Linked DNA regions of Mus musculus: region 2 is linked to region 1. The links are chromatin loops, found by intact Hi-C in ENCODE. Cell type or tissue: heart. All regions are shown on one strand. Each heading gives the region's core, and the rest is flanking DNA. Links, peaks and the distances in the headings are about the cores only. Region 1 holds the start of Zfp12 (zinc finger protein 12). Region 2 holds the start of Rnf216 (ring finger protein 216).

What was found. A loop is a pair of places that touch in the nucleus more often than their neighbours do. Peaks named below come from ENCODE experiments on the same cell type or tissue, not always from the same donor. Only the 100,000 strongest peaks of a DNase experiment are listed, where the experiment ranks them.
Region 2: it touches region 1 in a loop (3-fold over the local background); 1 of 42 quality-filtered maps calls a loop at or near these places.

The regions. Positions count from the first base shown.
Region 1 is chr5:143,232,988-143,238,358 of GRCm38, reverse strand. It overlaps Zfp12 (zinc finger protein 12), which reads right to left and starts at 3,196. Exons shown (of 5, transcript NM_001289589.1): 1 at 2,980-3,196; 2 at 2,043-2,105. The coding sequence starts at 2,057. It overlaps 4930448H16Rik (RIKEN cDNA 4930448H16 gene), which reads right to left. Exons shown (of 5, transcript NR_040700.1): 5 at 3,611-3,849. Gm38735 (a long non-coding RNA gene) reads left to right here and starts at 3,829. Exons shown (of 3, transcript XR_868668.3): 1 at 3,829-4,225; 2 at 4,984-5,061. In heart, for the core only: a CTCF peak has its summit at 2,729; a DNase peak (open chromatin) is centred at 3,198; H3K4me3 peaks cover 1,742 bases; H3K27ac peaks cover 1,352 bases.
Region 2 is chr5:143,110,353-143,115,723 of GRCm38, reverse strand. It overlaps Rnf216 (ring finger protein 216), which reads left to right and starts at 2,704. Exons shown (of 17, transcript NM_080561.4): 1 at 2,704-2,825. In heart, for the core only: a CTCF peak has its summit at 2,648; a DNase peak (open chromatin) is centred at 2,683; H3K4me3 peaks cover 2,003 bases; H3K27ac peaks cover 1,584 bases.

The DNA of each region.
Region 1 (5,371 bases), core at 76-5,075:
CTTTAACCACTGAGCCATGCCCCAGATCCTCAAACTACCTTTCAGTGCTTAGCTTTTGCATAAACTGTTTCACTCACAAACACATCAGCCCAACAACTGCTTCCTGCCAACACCGGCAGGCACCACAGACTCTGTGGGAGGCACTTAGCACAATGAAGTAGATTCCTGTGGTACCTACGTTATCAGTTAGTATATATATATATATATATATATATATATATATATATACACACGAGTGTATACTATGATAAATATACATTAACCATATGACAAAGATGCTTCAAGCCTGTGACCTGTGAGCTGTTTTCAGGAGAGAAAAACATGAAATCATTGCTCTGGAAAAGAAATGTAAATGCCAGCGCCTTATAAAGGAAAACATGGGGGCCAGCGAGATGGCTCAGCAGGCGAAGGTGCTTGCCACCAAACCTGGTAACTTGAGTTCAATCCCTACAACCTGACTCCCTAAACCTTGGCTTTTGACCTCCACACACACCCAACATGGCATGTGACACCCACAAATAATTTAAACAAACAAAAGCAAAAACAAAAACAAAAAAAAAACCAAACCCAAACAGTAAGATCAGACAAGACCACAGATCTATGGCTACGTGACTATGAGCTGACAGAATCTGTCTTCAAGTAGATGAACTTCTCTCATATTAAAAGCACCCAGGGCCCAGATCTTTACTGAGAGCACACTGAGGATAAACTTAGCACTGTCTTCTTCCCCAATCTGTGTGTCTCTATTTGGGACTCTCCCACTAAGGGAACCTGACTGAGCCGCTGGGAAGGAAGACTCAACTCTTTGGTGAATGCCAATGCCTAGGAGAGCACAATGGCATCTGCCAGCAAATAAATGACTCCTAATTAACAAGTAACTCTAGCCAAGGGGAAGAAAGGGTATTTGAGGGTAGAAAAAAAAATCAAATGGGTCTGCCACTGAACGTCGTGGTCATTGAAAGTCATCACCAGGGCCAGGGATGGTGGCATATACCTTTAACCCTGGCTGAAGAGTTCCAGGACAGCCTGAGCTACATACCCTTTTTGAACCAAGCAATGACGCAAAAACGAAGAAATTGAAACAAACCAAACAAAGAGAAACTACACAGACCGTAAGAGAAAAGTGAATTCTTTGGTGGTGGAAAATGGATCTGAACGCATTGCATCCTCAGAGAGTTCCAGGCAGGGCAGTGGAACAACAAAAGGGAAGAACAGGAGACGGTATAACGACAGGCGGAGAGACCACTCAGATGCATGGGGTCCGTTAGGTGGGGACGGTACAACAACAGGCGAACAGACCACTCGGATGCATGGGTCCGTTACGCGTTGTCTGGACATACTCCAGAGATGCTCAGCAGGCGCTGGCTGACCCACAGGTAAACCAACACAGAGCCGCTGGGGAAAGCCAGGAGGGCCAGAGGTAAGTAGGGCAAAAGATCCACATGGGAGCAGGAGAAATTCTAAATCCAGGGACAGGGCAGCAAGACAAACAGCACAGAAACAGACAGAGGAATCCACAGAGACTGCTAGAGACAGACAGGTCAATAGGACGTGAGTGTGTGTGTATGCCTGTGTTAGAATACCACTGGAGATCAAAGAGTACAGCCCGTCATAAGCCAAGGCAGCAGGAGCCACATCAAATCCACAATCAGGAAACAAGAGAGGGAGGAAGACATGTTTGCTGGTACTCAAGTCTCTTTCTCCAGTTTATGCTGTCCAGGATGCCCAGAGAATGGTCTTGTCCAGAACAAAATGGGTTTTCTTACATCAATGAATGTGATCAAGACAATCCCGACAGGCACGTCCATAGGCTCATCTCTAAATATAGTCAAGGTGTCAACTACAGCATCCTGAGGACTTGGTAGGGGCTATGCCACCTACAGATATGCACTCAACCAATGCTTACTACTGTCCACTACTGTTTTGTCTGGTTCTTTTATCTCTTTCTGTTTTATCTATTTTCCCCTTTAAAGTCTGATCTCTCCTTTGCCTCTTCGAGTGTAGTAAACCAAACTAGACAACGGAAACAAAGCCAGACTTACTAAGGATGTATTCATCTTCCGCTGCAGTAGGAAAAGTCTGTAGAAGGACTAATGCAGCCGGGTCTGGGGAAGGAAAAACAACGTCATTATGAGTGGGCGTGGAAAGAGGGGAATCCTGCACACAAACCTCCTGGAACATTCCCAGAAGAAAACCGGAGGGATGGTGGTCTCACTGGCTGTCAGAAAGGACTGGAGAATTGCAACTGTGCGTTGGGACTTGGGGGGAATGAATGAGTGCAGCTGACGAGGTGAATTAACAAGAAATGAACAAGAAATGCTAGTTAAATAACTGCCATTTACTAAGGGATACAAAAGAATACTCACAAGCTGCTCTGAAAACAAAAGTTAACCTGGTGGGAACTGTATTTATATACAATTACGTGATACTGTGACCACGACTTTAATATGACAAAAGGAACGCCGTCGGCCCGGGACTTAGCACTCCCACTAACAAACCCTCTGCGTGACCTCGGTTATGTCACCACTATCGCAGACCCACAGTCTTCCCCTATGAACAGACGCAAACACAAACTTTTCCTGAACTAGACCACAGGATGCTGCAGGGAGAGGATCGGGAAAACTAACAGGCACAGCAAGGGTGCCGATGGCGCCCAGTAACATCATGAGACTTAGAAGCCCTGGGAGGCAGGGATGTCAAGTGAGGTAGGAGTTTGGACAGCGCCTCTACAGCTCAGGTCACTGAACTGACCGCTCCTATGCCCACACGCCTCATCCTCGGGCCATCTAGACAGCCCAAAGCCATCAACACGACCACTGCTACCGTCCCGGATCCCGCACGCTGAGGACAGGAGGGGGCCGAGGCATCGCGCAGGCGCTGATCGCTCAGGCCTCGGCAAGCGGTCTCAGGCCCCCCTGCAAGCCATCAGACGGACCCAGCCTCCCTCTCACGGCCGCGATCTGCACCCTCAGGCCTCACCTAGGAGGCCGCGCCGGGCCCGGGTCTCGCTGCCCCCGTCAGCCCGGCCCTCGGCCTCCCCGGCCTGCAAAGCTGCGTTCGCCTGCTGCCGACCCGGACGCACCGGCCTCGGCCCGCAGGCTCGCGACTCCAGCTCGCGCAAGTCAAAGCTGCGAGCGTAGAGACACAGACCGCAGGAAGCCAGGCCAGCGCAGCGGACGTGCGCTTGCGCGAGCATGCACACAAACAGAAGTGCGCACGCGCAGCATGCGTGCCACTGGGCTGGTCCCTGTGGTCTTCCTTTCATCTTTGGGGAGGGGCCGCCCAGAACTCTTAGGCTTCCAGGGATCGTCGCACAAGTCTCCTCCTCGTTTCAGCAGCTTGTGGGTACCGAGCTGAGAGCAACAGTAACCTTCGTGATTTTCCTCACTTTGAACCTCCAGGAATGGCTTGAGGGGTTATATCCATTTACCCAGACCTCTCCCAGCTTGGTGCTTTTAGATAAAAGGCAGATTCTAACAGATGAAAGAGAGAGGAAAAAAAATGTGTCACGCTCTGTTTAACTGAAGTGCTAGAAGTTTCCATCAAACATTTAAGTATAAGAAGTGTCTACCACCTCTTTTAAAAGAAAGAAGACAAAAACAGTGGCTTTGCCAGATCATACAACAAATGCATAAAAGTTCTAAAAGCACCAGAAGGCACACATAGAAAGGGAGAAAAAACGTGTTTGTCAAATGACTTCTCCAACTTGATGTTTGCAGTCCGGCAACAATGCTCAAACGTGGAACCCTATGGTCAGTCAATTCCTCTCAGATTTCACCGGCCCTCCTGAATAATGCAAAAGTGCTCTTGTCCTATCTGCTTCCAAAGTTGATGGAGACACAACAGAAGCTGCAGATGCAAAAAAGGAAGGAAGAGAAAACACAAATGATGGGTTTCTATATCACACATCTAATGCACAGAAACTAAAAAGAGAACCAGAAAGAACTCACAGAAAGAAGGAAAATAGCTCTCTGTTAATTGACCTCTGAAAGGTGACATTTGGGGCCGGGCGACAATGACAGTTTTCAGAGATGGTACAATACAATGAACATTCCATCGACTTCTTACAGAACTAATGCAGCAGTGGTCTTGGTCTAATTCTTCATAAAGACGTTGGCATCAAAACTAATAACAAAGTCTACCAAAACAGAAAGTTCTCTGCACCAATGCAGAGAGTAACGTTTTCTTCCCAGAAGCACCAAGCACCTTGGAGCGCCAACCCTAGGTAATAAACTGCTGAGCAACCAGCAGGAGACAGAAGCATCACGAATCCCTCTCAGATGCTGCAGGGCACACATGGTCTCAGGAGAAAGGGTGAGCCCTCCTCCTCGGAAGGCCTGCACTGCCATGGGGCACCTTCTCCCAGGTTCTCACCTCACCTGGTAACTGAGGTGCCCACCTGAGCTGGCTCCTATCTCTTAAACCAAAAGCTTCCCTTCCCCATGGCAAGCAGGGGTTACGTCTCTGAATGAGGGGCCTGGGCTAAACTCCCCAGGTGACAGGGAGATAGGAACACTCTTTTCTCCAGGTTTACATTGCACAGATGGGACTCAGGCCTTTCAGAAAAGGAATTCCTTGCTTGCAGTGAGGACATTCAAGCTCATATAATTTTTGTATTAAGAAAAGGGGCTGGAGAGATGGCTCAGGGGTTAAGAGCACTGACTGCTCTTCCAAAGGTCCTGAGTTCAATTCTCAACAGCCACATGGTGGCTCACAACCATCTGTAAAGGGATCTGATGCCCTCTTTTGATGTGTCTGAAGACAGTGACAATGTACTTATATAAATAAAAAAGTAAATTAAATAAAAAAGGAAAAGAAAATATTTCGGTTTGTACAAACATGGAACAAGCAGTCAGCAGGCTGAGATGCTTCTGCTCTGCTCAGATGCAAATTGAGTAGCCAAGGAGGCACTCAACTAGTTGGGCCAAATGTCACCTTTCAGAGGTCAATTAACAGAGAGCTATTTTCCTTCTTTTTTTGTAGCTCCTGCAGTCTTTGTTTTCCCGTCTCATCTTCTCCTCATAGCACAGCTGGCCTGCTGAATGATGATAAGGTTGGAAGGTAGGCGACGACTGCCTGAGAGAAACCTTTCATGGAGCTTAAGGTTGCAGCATGGGGAGGGGGATGGCTTCTTCCCTGGGAACACACTTCAACAGCAAGCATCTGTGAACGTTGTGCAGCTTCCTCAGGGGGACTGGAGTGTTGGAAGAGGCTGAGCTTCTAAGAAAACACTCTGGTTGCCCTGAGGGCAGTTCACCAGACTGATTGGCTAATGGCCCTCTGCCTAGCACACCCAGGAAGAGATTAGCAGCTACAGATTATGGGAGCGAATAATTAGCTTCCTTAAAGGAAAAATAAACATTAAGATGGG
Region 2 (5,371 bases), core at 277-5,276, 120 kb after region 1:
GGTCTACAAAGTGAGTTCCAGGGCTATACAGAGAGACCCTGTCTCGAAAAACCAAAAAAAAAAAAAAAAAAAAAGAAAGGTAAACAACTCAAAAGATCTTAGGATGTCCCTGAAACTTAACAGATTCACTAGGCCCCCTCCCTGCCAGAGTAAGCAATAAAAGCTGAGCGTCAGAGACCAACTGCAGAGAAGAGTCTCAGATGAGCAAAGCCTACAATAGAGACTCCTGAGACTAGACCAGTTTCCTAGAAGCAGCAGAAACCAGCCAAGCTGCCTGGAAAAGATTTAGACCAATAGAGGCACCGGGAAAGGACACTCTCCAACCTGGTGAGCTACCTGTAGGCTGTGCTCCAGGTTCCCAGCTTGGTGAGCCGTTGACCATGCTGGGGTGGGCTTTGGTGATGCAGCTGTCTTTGAGGCATTTTTGTTCTTGTAAGTGACCCCTCACCCACATCCCTGCAGGTAACCTCAGTAAAACTCACTGGTTCACCAAGTTGGACTTTGGTGGTACCTAAACTTCTGTCTGTTGTACGGTCCTTATCTGGGGGAAGCAAGGTGTTGTGTCTTTCCAGGAAAAGTTTTGTCACATAATATATGTGCCACCACACTTGGTTTACTCACCCTTGTTTTACTGTGTTTTCCCAGAATCTCTCTCCCAGTAATGGTGATATATACCTACAACCTAGAAATCCCAGCACTTGGGAGAAAGTTGGAGGCCAGCCTGAGCTACATAGTTAGACGCTGTCAGAACAATAGCAATAAAAAGCTCACAACTGAATCCTAGAAGCATGACCATAGTCTCTGTCACCCTCCTCCTCATACCACTGTTGGCAAGCCTTCTCTTCTGGCATGGTCTGACTATGTGCTCTAAAAGTTCATGTCTTGAAACCTACTCCTCAGTCATTTCTGCATGTTTACTGGTATTTGAAATGGCGCTTCTGGGGTCCATTTTGAGATCATGATGGTGGGGCTCTCACGATGGCATTAGTGGCTTTATAAGCAGGAAGAGACACCCAAGCTGGCACACATACTTTCTTAGATAATGCAATGCCTTCTGTTATTTTATAATTAGGAAGGAGTTTCTCTCCTGATCCGTACTACATGAGAGCCTTTGGTCTTCCCAGCAAGATCACAAGTTCAAGGACAGGCTAAACTATGTAGTGAGTTCAAGGCCAGTCTAAATAACCTAGTGAGATCTTGTCTCAAATTTTAAATAAAAATAAGAAGAGGGCTGGAAATGTAATTCAGTGATTGACAGCTTCTCTAGCATCTATGAGGCCCTGGGTTCAATCTCAGAAACACACACACATACAACATATACACATACACACAAGTGTACACACACAAGCAAAGACACACAGAGCACACACACAAGCATATACACACACACATACACACAAGCACACATAACATACACAAGCACGTCATACACTCATTTGTATACAACATACACACACATAAGCACAGACACACAGAGCACACACATAACATATACACATACACACAAGCACACACACAGAGCACAAACACACCATATACACACATACACACACAAGCATATCTACACACGCACATCCACACAAGCACACATAACATACATAAGCACAGACACACAGAGCACACATACACACATGAGCACAGATACACATATATACAAGCACACATAATATACACACACACAAGCACACCACACACTCATATTCATATATATATATATATATATATATATATATATATATATATATATATATAACATAAACACAAGCACAGGCACACATTACATATACACACCATATACACATACGCATATAAGCACACATACACACACTCATACACACAAGCATACACAACATATACACACACACACAAGCACACACACTTATACATACACAACCTATAGAAGCCCAGACAGAGCACACAGATACATCATACACATACATATACACACATACAACCACACACACAACTTGAGGTTTTTTTATTTATTTAAAAAAAAATTTTTTTTGAGACAGGATTTCTCTGTGTAGCCCTGGCTATACTGAACTCACTCTGTAGATCAGGCTGGCCTCGAACTCAGGGCTTCCTCTGCCTCCCAAGTGCTGGGATCAAAGGTGTGGACCATCACTGCCTGGCTGAAAAAAATTCAATTTCTATTTTTTATTTTGATTTTATGCATATGCATGTTTTGCCTGCATGTATATCGGTGTACAACTTGCATGCTTGGTGCCCACAGAGGCTGGAAGAGATCGTCAGGGATCTTCTAGAACTGAAATTACAGACCACTGTGAGCTGCAATGAGGGTTCCATGAATCAAATTTGGGTCGGTGCTCTTGAGCGCTGGCCAGCACTCCAACCTTGATTGAACAGAGCTGGAACTTTTACTCTTCACCAAATACCTTGGGAGGAGAGTTGGGTCATTTTACCTTTCTCACCTGGTACAGAGCATCACCTCAAGAGGGGATAGATACGTGATTAATCGGTTGATTTCATAGCTAAATCGGGGCGGCTACAGTGACCCTGTGGTTCAGCTGTTCTTTTGTCTTCCCACAGCAAGGAGGAGTCAAGGTTCTGCAGTCGTGGAGCCTGGATGGAGGCCGGCTAGGCACCCATCTCTATGGTCTCGCTCTCCAGGTCCCTCCTCCCCGACTGTCCGCGTCCCTCTATGGTTCTTCCTGTTATTAGTCGGGAGGGGGCGCTGCGCGCAGGCGCGAGGTGGACGCGGTGGCGAGGCCGGAAGGAACGCAGTAGCGGCCTCGGTGGCGGCGGCGGCGGTCGCAGCGGCGGCGGTCGCAGCGGGGGAGCTTTTCCAGCGGCTGCTTCTTCAGGTGAACTTGAGACTGAACTCCCGGGCGTCGAGCCGCGCTCGCGGAGCTGGGCTGGCTGTGTTGGGGCGAGTCCGTGATGGGCGCTCGCGCGCGCGGTCTCCCGGGGCTGCGGGTCGAGCGAGGAGAGTGGCCTCCCGCCGGGGCGCCACCGGGGTGGGGGCGGGGCCCGAGGGGGACGCGCTCGCGAGCCCCGGGGGCCCGGGGACCCGCGCGGGGGGTGACGGGAGGGGAGCGACGCCGACGACCGCTGGCCTGCCGGCTCCCCTCCCGTCACTTGAGGAAGTTTCTCGGGCCGGCCTGCTGCGCGGGGGGCGCCGAGCTGCTGAGAGACGGTTCTCTGGCGGCTCGCTCTGGTGGCCGCGCTCCCCACCGCGGCCTGGAGAAGCGGAAGAGGCGACCGACTGGCGACTTCGAACTCCAGCCCGGGCCAGTTTGGGGCCCCTTGGAGTCCAAGTTGACGCCTGTCATCCCAGTCTGAGCTCCCGAGTGAAGGGGACTTGAAACTCCTGCAGTCGGGAGTCCCGGTGCGTGGTAGCGGAGAGCGCTCCCGTGCGCGTGGCACCCTGGGGTGAGCGGCAAGACCCACGCTCGAGGGGACGAGGCGGCCCCTCGTGGGGCTCCTCGGTGATCCCGAACTCCTTGCATCTCCAAAGGGTGCAATGACTTGGTATCCTCTTCTCCATTGTGCTAAGTGTCTTGGACGCCATCTCCGCTGGGGTTTGTCTTGGATTCGTTTCTTTTCTTTTCTTCATTTTTTTTTTTTTTTTAATTTTTCTGCATAGCCGAGGCTAGCCTGAAACCTGAAAAGTAGAGGCTGGGCCCAAGGGACTCAGGAATTTGCATGCCTCTGCCCTGGTGTAGGCCACCCCACCACATCTTGCCATTATGTTGTTATTGTTATTGTTATTGTTATTGTTATTGTTATTGTTGAGTCTAACTGTAGCCCTTGCGGGCATGTAGCTCAGAGGTCTGCTTGCCTCTGCTTCCTGATTAAAGGCATGTGTCATTTTTCTCCTACTCAACAGCCGCTCTACCTTTGAGCTCCACTCTCAACTCCTTGCTGGATTTTTTTGTTGTTGTTGTTTTGTTTTTTGTTTTTCGCGACAGGGTTTTTCTGTGCAGTTCTGCCTGTCCTGAAACTCACTTTGTAGACCTCAGAACTCAGAAATCCGCCTGCCTCTGCCTCCCAAGTGCTGGGATTAAAGGCATGCGCCGCCGCCGCCGCCGCCACCACCACCACCGCCCAGCTTCCTTGCTGGATTTTTGTTTGTTTGGTTTGGTTTGGGTGAGACTAATGGATTTATTGTGTTTTCCTTCAGAGCAAGGGTGAAAGAGTATGTATAGGAGCCTGTGTGCATCAGGGTCAAGTTTTCATCCCCACCATGAACGGTGACCTTATGAAAGCTCCGTCTGCTTGTTATTTTAACATGTAGAGAAGGGGCTTGTCACTGCCCTTGCTTGGAGGGAAGGACAGTATTTTTATGACCTTAGCTTATCCTAATTAAGAAATAGCCAAGCTCTGCCTTCTGAGGGTAGAGAAGGATGGTGAGCCTGAGGAGATTGCTGAGGCTCTTGAGCCTGGCTTTTGGACACCTGTGAGCCTTTTGCATTAGCAACTTTAGACTTATCTAAAAAGGACAAGAGCAGCTAGTAAAAAGCTCTTGAGGAGGAATTTAATAAAGTGTGGCTCAGGGAGATTGAAGGTTTATGAAGTCTGCTGAGTGTTTACTAACTACAGCATGAGGTAATGTGCTCTGTGTTTACTGTGCTTGGGGCTCTACTGTATTCTAGATCCTTCCAGACAGGAATTCTCATCTTGTCATCATTTTTGTTTTTTTTTTGTTTTTGTTTTTGTTTTTGTTTTTTTGTATTTTCGAGACAGGGTTTCTCTGTGTGGCCCTGGCTGTCCTGGAACTCACTCTGTAGACCAGGCTGGCCTTGAACTTGGAAATCCGCCTGCCTTTGCTTCCCAAGCTCTGGGATTAAAGGTGTGCACCACCACTGCCGGGCTTGTAGTCACATTATCTGTACAAAACATATCTTGTCTGCCTGCCTGTCTGTTTGTTTGTTTATTTATTTGAGACAGGGTTTCTCTGTGTAACAGCCTCAGCTGTCCTGGACTCCCTTTGTAGACCAGGCTGGCTTCGAACTCACAGAGATACTCCTGCCTCTGCCTCCTGAGTAGGGGCTGTTCTTCCAGAGGACTCAGGTTCAATTCCCAGAACTCTCATGGCAGCTCACAACTGTCTAACTCCAGTTCCGGGGGATCCTATACTCTTTCACTACACAGATGCAAGCAAAACACCAATACACATGAGTAAAAATAAATCATTAAAGAAACATTTAGTATGTATATGGACACTTAAGTACACTTAATGGTCAGAGGACAACTTTTGGAAGTCAGTTTCCCTCTACCATATGGGTTCCAGACGTGCTCCTCAGGCTGTCGGTCAGGTTTGGCAGCAAGTGCCCTTAACCTATTGAGCTAATTCACCAGCCTTAGCTGTACAAAACTTGGTGCTAAGTGCTAGGTATAGCTCTTCTTA